Regions from separate parts of the Homo sapiens genome. Here region 1 is linked to region 2. Evidence: chromatin contacts called from ENCODE Hi-C or POLR2A ChIA-PET data. All regions are on one chromosome and are shown on one strand. The core of a region is the stretch at or near the end of the contact, and the rest is flanking DNA. Distances in the headings are between cores, read along the strand shown. Region 1 holds the start of PRRC2A (proline rich coiled-coil 2A). Region 2 holds the start of MDC1 (mediator of DNA damage checkpoint 1).

Region 1 (3,858 bases), core at 711-3,210, 900 kb after region 2:
ATCTCAGCTCACTGCAACCTCCGTCTCCCAGGTTCAAGCGATTCTCCTGCCTCAGCCTCCCAAGTAGCTGAGACTACAGGCACGCGCCACCAGTCCAGCTAATTTTTGTATTTTTAGTAGAGACGGGGTTTTGCCATGTTGGCCAGGATGGTCTCCATTTCTTGACCTTGTGATCTGCCCGCCTCAGCCTCCCAAAGTGCCAGGACTACAGGCATAAGCCACCACGCCCGGCCTCATATCTCTTAATAAGAGTTTTTCTAGAAACATTTCTCAATCACCCCAGGCATAATCATATTTTATTTCTCTACTTCTTTCTTTTTTTTTTTTTTTTGAGATAGAGTTTCGCTCTTGTTGCCCAGGCTGGAGTGCAATGGCACGATCTTGGCTCACCACAACCTCCGCCTCCCAGGTTCAAGCGATTCTCCCGACTCAGCCTCCCGAGTAGCTGGGATCATAGGCATGCGCCACCACGCCTGGGTAATTGTATTTTTAGTAGAGACGGGGTTTCTCCATGTTGGTCAGGCTGGTCTCGAACTCGTGACCTCAGGTGATCCGCCCGCCTGAGCCTCCCAAAGTGCTGGGATTACAGGCGTGAGCCACCGCGCCCATCCTTCTTTTTTTTTTTTTTTTTTTTTTTTTTTTGAGACGTAGTCTTGCTCTGTCACCCAGGCTGGAGTGCAACCTCCGCCTCCCTGGTTCAAGGAATTCTCTGCCTCAGCTTCCCGAGTAGTTGGGATTACAGGCGCCCGCCACCACGTAGGGCAAATTTTTGTATTTTTAGTAGAAATGGGGTTTCATCATGTTGGCCAGGCTGGTCTTGAACTCCTGATCTCGTGATCCACCTGCCTAGGCCTCCCAAAGTGCTGGGATTACAGGCGTGAGCCACCGCGCCAGGCCTTATTTCTCTACTTCTATAATATCCTGTGCATTATCTCCAGCGCCTTCAAATCATAGTCATTGAATGATCTGTTGAATGGGTATAACTCTGATGGGAGCAGAGAGTTCTAGAATCGGGTAGTAAGAGACAAAGGAGGGTAACAGTACTGCATTTCACAAAATGAAACCCATTGTTAAGAAATTACAAATTCCCAATAATTTCAAATATAAAAATTTATTCATGAAAATTATAGGTTATAAAATTAAATGTCCGTCTTAGTCGATGGTTGCCCATATTTTGATGAACGAGTCATTCCTAGCCTATCTTTGTTCAAATGATTTGCATACATTATGCAAATAGGTAGAACTGCCCGAAGAATGCCTACGCTGCGTGGTGCGGACGAAACGCTTCCCGGGGCCTTTGGATTGGTCTGTCTAGCCACCTCATTTGCATGACGTAATATAATAACTGGAAGGCCCCGCCCCTCTGGTGCATTTCCCCGCTCCAACCACCTCCTCAAACTCACGGCAAAGGGATGCGAGAGCTGGAACTCTTACCAGGCCTGCGGAAACTCAGCCCTCCGGCAGCTAATCCCGCCCGCCAGCCCCCGTCCTCTCTCTCTTTCTCCCTAGCTGAAGGCGCCACGGGCCGTGTGTCGTTGCCTTCCACTTTTGGCGTCCCAACGTCTCTCCGCTCCCATCTTTCTACTAACGTCCGACGCACGCTCCGCCTCTTTCTCCCACATTCGTCGTGTAAATTCTGCGTCCCAACCGCCCAGCCGACCTGCACCGCATTCCCGCCCCCTCAACACGGCTCAACGGCCGACGCTGGGGGCCCGCCTCCTTAGCCAATCGGGGTCCTAGTGCCCTTAAGTCCCTCCTCTTTATGCAAATAACCTCCGCATGCTCCGCGCGCCCGGCCCTTTTTTTTTTTTTTTTAAACTAAAGACAGCCCTGGAAGTAGAGGGTTAGGGTAGAAAGTGCCCCGCCCTTTATGCAAATTAAGGGGCGTGTCTAGGCGCGGAGGGAGGTGGGAGGTGGGAGGGGGTGCTCCCGGGGGCGGCGGTTGCCCGGATGGGCCGTTAGTCGGGGCTCAGCCGCGGAGTGAGCGAGGGAGACGGGAGGAGCCGAACCCGGCGCCATCCGCCGCCATCCTCCCCCGCCCCACCGCCATCCCGTCCCGGGGAGCCCCTAGGCCCGGGTCCCGGATCCCCGCGCACCCGGCCAGGTGAGTCTGGGTGAACCGTGCGCTGACGCCCTTTTCCGGCGCGGGAGAGGTGGTGGCGGTGGCGGTGGCGGCGGCGGCGGCGGTGGTGGGCCGGGGGGAGGAGAAGCTGCCATTAGCCGCCGCCATTTTGTCCTCCTGCTGCCGGGCCTGCTTGCCCCTCCCCCTCCGGTACCTCTACTCCGGGACCCGCACCTCCGGCAGTTCATTCAGGATCCGTAGTCTGCCCCTAACCACCCACCGTCTTGGCTTCAGGGGGTGACCCCTGCGCCTGGGTCCGTAACTCCCTACCCTCCGCTGCGCTCCTGGCTTTTCACCCCCATTTGTGGGCCCCCTCCCCGGCTGCCGCCCCGTGGTGGTGGGCCGCGCCCGACGGTTCTCTCGGAAGGGCGCTTTTCCTCCATATTGGACCCCCTCCTATCATCCAGCGCTGTGTTCCCCCCTCTGGACGCCCCTCTTCGTGTCGAGCCACTCCCACTCTAGAATCCTGCTTTTATCCCAGCATCTTTGCTTTCTATGTTGCTCAGTCGCCCTATGTCTGCTTTTTCATTTTTCCTGTTCCTCGTCTCCTTTCTCCCCCAACCCCGTTTTTCTTCTTGGGCCTCTGCCCCCTTACTTCGTTGTCTACATCCTTTTTTTTTTTGCCATTCCTGTTTCCATATATTTTCCACCTGCTTTCGTATTCATTATTTTCTGTTAGTTTTGGTCTATTCGCTACATGACTCTTGTATTCGTTTTCCCTTCATATATTTATCTTCACAGATTGGCCTCCTCAAACACCTACGAAGCAACATCCATCTTATCTCTAGCTTGTCATAAAGTTCTTTCTCCCCAATTTTAGCTTTCATTCTGGGCCTGTCTGGATTTCCCTGCTTTCTTCCCCACTATTTCTCATCTCTTTACACTGTTCCCGTCCATAAACGAATGCCTGGTCACTCTGGAATGGACTGAGAGACCTGTCGTCCGGCTTGCTTAGGGAGCTGGAGGTATCGAGTAAAGAAACACTGGTGATGGACATTTTTAATGAGGATAGGAAAACGAAGATGGCTCTGGCCTTGGCCCTCTGTTTTCTGGCCCATGGTTACAGGGTGCTAAGGTGGCTCCATAATGCTTTTTCTCAGTTCTTCATATGGTAAAACAGTATTTCATCTGGAGGCGATTTTTTCCAGGAGCCAATACAGGAGCAAGTTTAGGAAAAGATGGGATATTTCAAATACTTGAGGTTCCTATAGCCTGGGAGTATGTACAGCCCTAGTTGTTCTATGAGGATTTCTCTGGTACCAACCCCCATTCCGGCTGAGCAAGCTCATAAAATCCTTAAACTCCCAGCATACCTTCCTGCAAACCTTCCCAGATGGACACGAGGCTGCTGGGCTGGGAGCCTGGGGTACAGGGCCCTGGGGGCATGATTAGGGAGCTTGTGTCCAATAAACAGGGAATCTAAAGTGTTGTTTCTTCTTCTCTGATGGAATTGTATGCTTCTTTTTTAGTTTTCTCTTGCTTGAATTTGTCCTGTTGTAAGTCTCTGAAACGATTTTGGTGGAGAGAGAAGAGATTATTACTTGTAGGGAATTACTCTTTGTAGACAGGCACAAAGGGCAGAGTGTTTATACTAGGAGGATGCTGGATTTTTACTTAGATTTCCTTGACAAAGGTGTCTGGGGGAAAGGAGGGAACATGGCATTTGAGCTATGAGGGAGCTAAGTAGATCATGGTTGCTTGAGAAGAGTGGGCAGTTTACATAGACTGGAGGAAAA
Region 2 (3,785 bases), core at 577-3,076:
CAGCCTCCCAAGTAGCTGAGATTACAGGCACCTGCCACCATGCCTGGCTAATTTTTGTATTTTTAGAAGAGATGGGGTTTTGCCATATTGGCCAGGGTGGACTCGAACTCTTGACCTTGGGTGATCCGCCCACCTTGGCCTCCCAAAGTGCTGGGATTACAGGCGTGAGCCACTGCGCCCCGTTGTTTTTCTTTCTTTTTTAGCCCATGCTTTTTATACTTTTACCAGACCACCTCAGTTTGATCAGATGCAACTGCAAAAAATGATAATAAAAGATGACATATATAGAAGCTTCCTATGTGTCAAGCACTGTTCTAATTACTTTATATCGACTCTGACTCATTTAATCTTCACAAGAACCTTGTAAAGTAGTATTACTATCTTCCATTTCTTCAGATAAAGAAACTGCAACATAGCTGGGTTAAGATTTTCAGATCTCCTTGAAACATACATAAGCATATATAAGGTTAAGACTTGCCCCAAATCACTCAGATGTCTCTCCTCTAAAATCTTGATGGTTTTTCGTGCACACAGAATAAAATCTAAACTCCTTAGCGAGACCCTCCATGATCTGAACTTCACATCTTGTAACGCCTACCCCTCGCCCGCAAAAGCCTATGGTTCAGCCAGACATTTTCCCCAGTCTTCGAACACACTGTTCTTGTCTTCCCACATCTTCATGCCTTAGCCCAATTCCTTGGCTTTTTCCCACCTAGTTTTCTGGTCCAACTTCTACCATCCTTTAAGATTCAGTTCAAATGTCACTTTCTTTCTTTTTTTTTTTTTTGAGATGGAATCTCGCTCTGTCGTCCAGGCTGGACTGCAGTGGTGCTATCTTGGCTCACTGCAACCTCTGCCTCCAGGCTTCAAGCGATTCTCCTGCCTCAGCCTCCCGAGCAGCTGGGATTACAGGCGCCCGGCATCACGCCTGGCTAATTTTTGTATTTTTAGTAGAGACGGGGTTTCACCACGGTCTCGAGCTCCTGACCTCAGGTGATCCGCCCACCTTGGCCACCCAAAGTGTTGGGATTACAGCAGTGAGCAACCGCGCCCGGCCTCAAATGTCACTTTCTCAGCAAACCCTTTCCTGGCGTGTTCCCTGCCTTCTCGTGTTCCTGGTGTATCCTGCCTGTTCCACAGTGGTCAATGGATTTGTGCTTACTCTAAGATCTCTCGCTATATTGTAACCATTACTTTCCATTTCTGCCTTCACACTCACCCACCTCCAGGACTGGATTAGGGGAACCGTGTCTTTCCCCTAGGGTCCATCATATTCATTCAATGGTTATGGTATACCTGTTTGAAGTATTTGGTATACATCTGTGAACCAAACATGAAATCGACCCTGCCCTCGGGAAGGCTCATCACCGAGCCTACTGATGAAGGAACAAATGAGATGGAAAGAAAATAGCATAAATGGAATTCACCTGAAAATATGCCACTCTAGAGGGAAACTGTTGACAGGTAGGGAAAGTAGGATGCCCCATGGATAAAGTGTCAACTCCGTCTTTATGACAGGCCAACTCAGCGGGTGCCCACCACGCTTGGCTCCAATTCAAAGAGCCACCATCTTTGGTCCCCACCTCAGTGGGTTCCCTTGTGGCCCGACGTCTCCCTGTGTCTTCATACCTAAACTCGGAGCGGGGCGCCAGGTAAGGATGAGTATTACAGTCCGAGAAGCGAACTTCCAAGTCACCTCCGCCCAGTCGCACCCAAGGTACGCCCCTCCCGCCTTCTGGGGGAACCAAGATGGCTCCCGGGGAGCCGTGGGCCAGGCCCCTAGAACTCACCTACTTTAAGTCCCCGCGCGCGCCACCAGTAACGGTCGCGACCCAGGTGGAGCGACTGCGTGTGCCGAAAAAGAGCTTATTTGCTGATTGGCTTCTGCCGCTGTCTTTCACAACCGCAGCCAGTCGAGCGGAGGCACACCCAAAGCCCCGCCCCCTTAGAGTTCAAATAGGTGGTGTCTCCCAGGCTGCTGAGATCAGTTAATGAGACGGTAATTGAAGGCCGCCGTGCGCCAACAGAATAATGCACGTCGATTGGGCAGCTCCAAGGGACAACCCACTACCGCTTGCCCGCCCACCACCCACTTCCCGCGCAGTTCCAAACCGCGACCAGAGAGTCTGGCGCCAGCTGCCGGCAACGGATAGAGGGGCTGTGTCATAGACGTCCGACGTGTCTGGTAAGGCCAGAGCGCCTTTCCTCGGTCCTCCTAGACATGGTGTCCGCTGACTCATGAGAAATGAAAGTGGGTTGCGCGTTGCAGTCGTGGCTGGAGGCTGCAGTTTGGAGAACAGCCCGTAGGCGTGGCAGTTCACTCCTGTTGCATTGGAATTTCATTTCCTTTTGATTTGGTTTGTAGTAGAAGTAATATCTTTCTTCCTGGGAATACGTCTCTGACGGACATTTTGAGGTCATTTTCTTAAATCCAAGATCCTAAAGATCTGTAGTCGAACAGAGAAAACTGGTTTGCTCTCTGTCTTAAAGGCTGTCCCCACCTTTCGAGGGGCGAGGGAAGGATCATAAAATCATTTATTTTTATTTTTTAATTAACTAATTTATCTATTTTTTGAGATGGAGTTTTGCTCTTGTTGCCCAGGCTGGAGTGCAATGGCGCGATCTCGACTCACCGCAACCTCTGCCTCCCAGGTTCAAGCGATTCTCCTGCCTCAACCTCCCAAGTAGCTGGGATTACAGGCATGCGCCACCACGCCCAGCTTATTTTTGTATTTTTAGTAGAGACGTGGTTTCTCCATGTTGGTCAGGCTGGTCTCGAACTTCTGACCTCAGGTGATCCGCCCGCCTCGGCCTCTCAAAGTGGTGGGATTACAGGCGTAAACCACCGCATGCGGCCATCTATATTTTATTTTTTGAGACGGACTTTCGCTCTTGTTGCCTAGGCTGGAGTGCAATGGCGCGATCTCGACTCACCGCAACCTCCGCCTTCTGGGTTCAAGCAATTCTCCTGTCTCAGCCTCCCGAGTAGCTGGGATTACAGGCATGCGCTACCACGCCCGGCTAATTTTGTATTTTTAGTAGAGACGGGGTTTCTCCATGTTGGTCAGTCTGGTCTCAAACTCCGGACCTCAGGTGATTCTCCCGCCTGGGCCTCCCAATGTGCTGGGATTACAGGCGTAAGCCACTGCGCCCGGCCTATTTTATCTCACAATAAGACATGAAGAAAATGGTAACTATAACACTTGCATAATTCATAAAGTCCTTTCTGTTGGTTATCTCAATTCTGTGCACAACAGTCAAATAAGCAGATTTTACAAACGAGGAGCTGGAGCCCTGCAAAGTTAAAGGACTTTCCTAGGATCCTACAGCTAATATAGAGACAAATTGAAACAAGTTATCTGATTGTGTATTTTGAGTTATTTCTACTCCCACAAAATGACTGTGTTCATTTCCCTAAAACGTAAAGCATTATATTTTAAGTGGGTAGAGAGGGCTTACACAAGTTGATGTTCCCTCATTTAGAAGGCAACTTAGAAATACATTGATCTGCCCAGCGCGGTGGCTCACGCCTGTAATCCCAGCACTTTGGGAGGCAAAGGCGGGCGAATCACGAGGTGAGGAGATCGAGACCATCCTGGCTAACACAGTGAAACCCTGTCTCTACTAAAAATACAAAAAAAAAAAAAAGAAATACATTGATCTGTGTGATCGAATGTGAATTAACAATGACGTTGACTTGATACTACATTTCTGAGTGGTTACCACATTTTATTGATTGTATGCTTCTCACCAGACTGCAACATCCTGGAGGACAGGGAGCTAAT

Evidence for each region. A loop is a pair of places that touch in the nucleus more often than their neighbours do. ChIA-PET counts read pairs that join two places held with the same protein, here RNA polymerase II (POLR2A). Pooled maps may share reads with other maps.
Region 1: a map of CD8-positive, alpha-beta T cell shows a loop between it and region 2 (7-fold over the local background). The contact joins the promoter of PRRC2A here to the promoter of MDC1 in region 2. A Hi-C loop is called at or near these places in 2 of 168 maps with a recorded cell type or tissue (CD8-positive, alpha-beta T cell and naive thymus-derived CD4-positive, alpha-beta T cell), 2 of 37 single-sample maps with no recorded cell type and 13 of 50 pooled maps. POLR2A ChIA-PET finds 5 or more read pairs at or near these places in 2 of 52 experiments (CD4-positive, alpha-beta T cell and activated CD4-positive, alpha-beta T cell).

What each region holds. Positions count from the first base shown.
Region 1 is chr6:31,618,755-31,622,612 of GRCh38, forward strand. It overlaps PRRC2A (proline rich coiled-coil 2A), which reads left to right and starts at 1,961. Exons shown (of 31, transcript NM_004638.4): 1 at 1,961-2,104.
Region 2 is chr6:30,715,455-30,719,239 of GRCh38, forward strand. It overlaps MDC1 (mediator of DNA damage checkpoint 1), which reads right to left and starts at 1,827. Exons shown (of 15, transcript NM_014641.3): 1 at 1,791-1,827. RefSeq lists enhancers at 476-1,223, 1,972-2,719.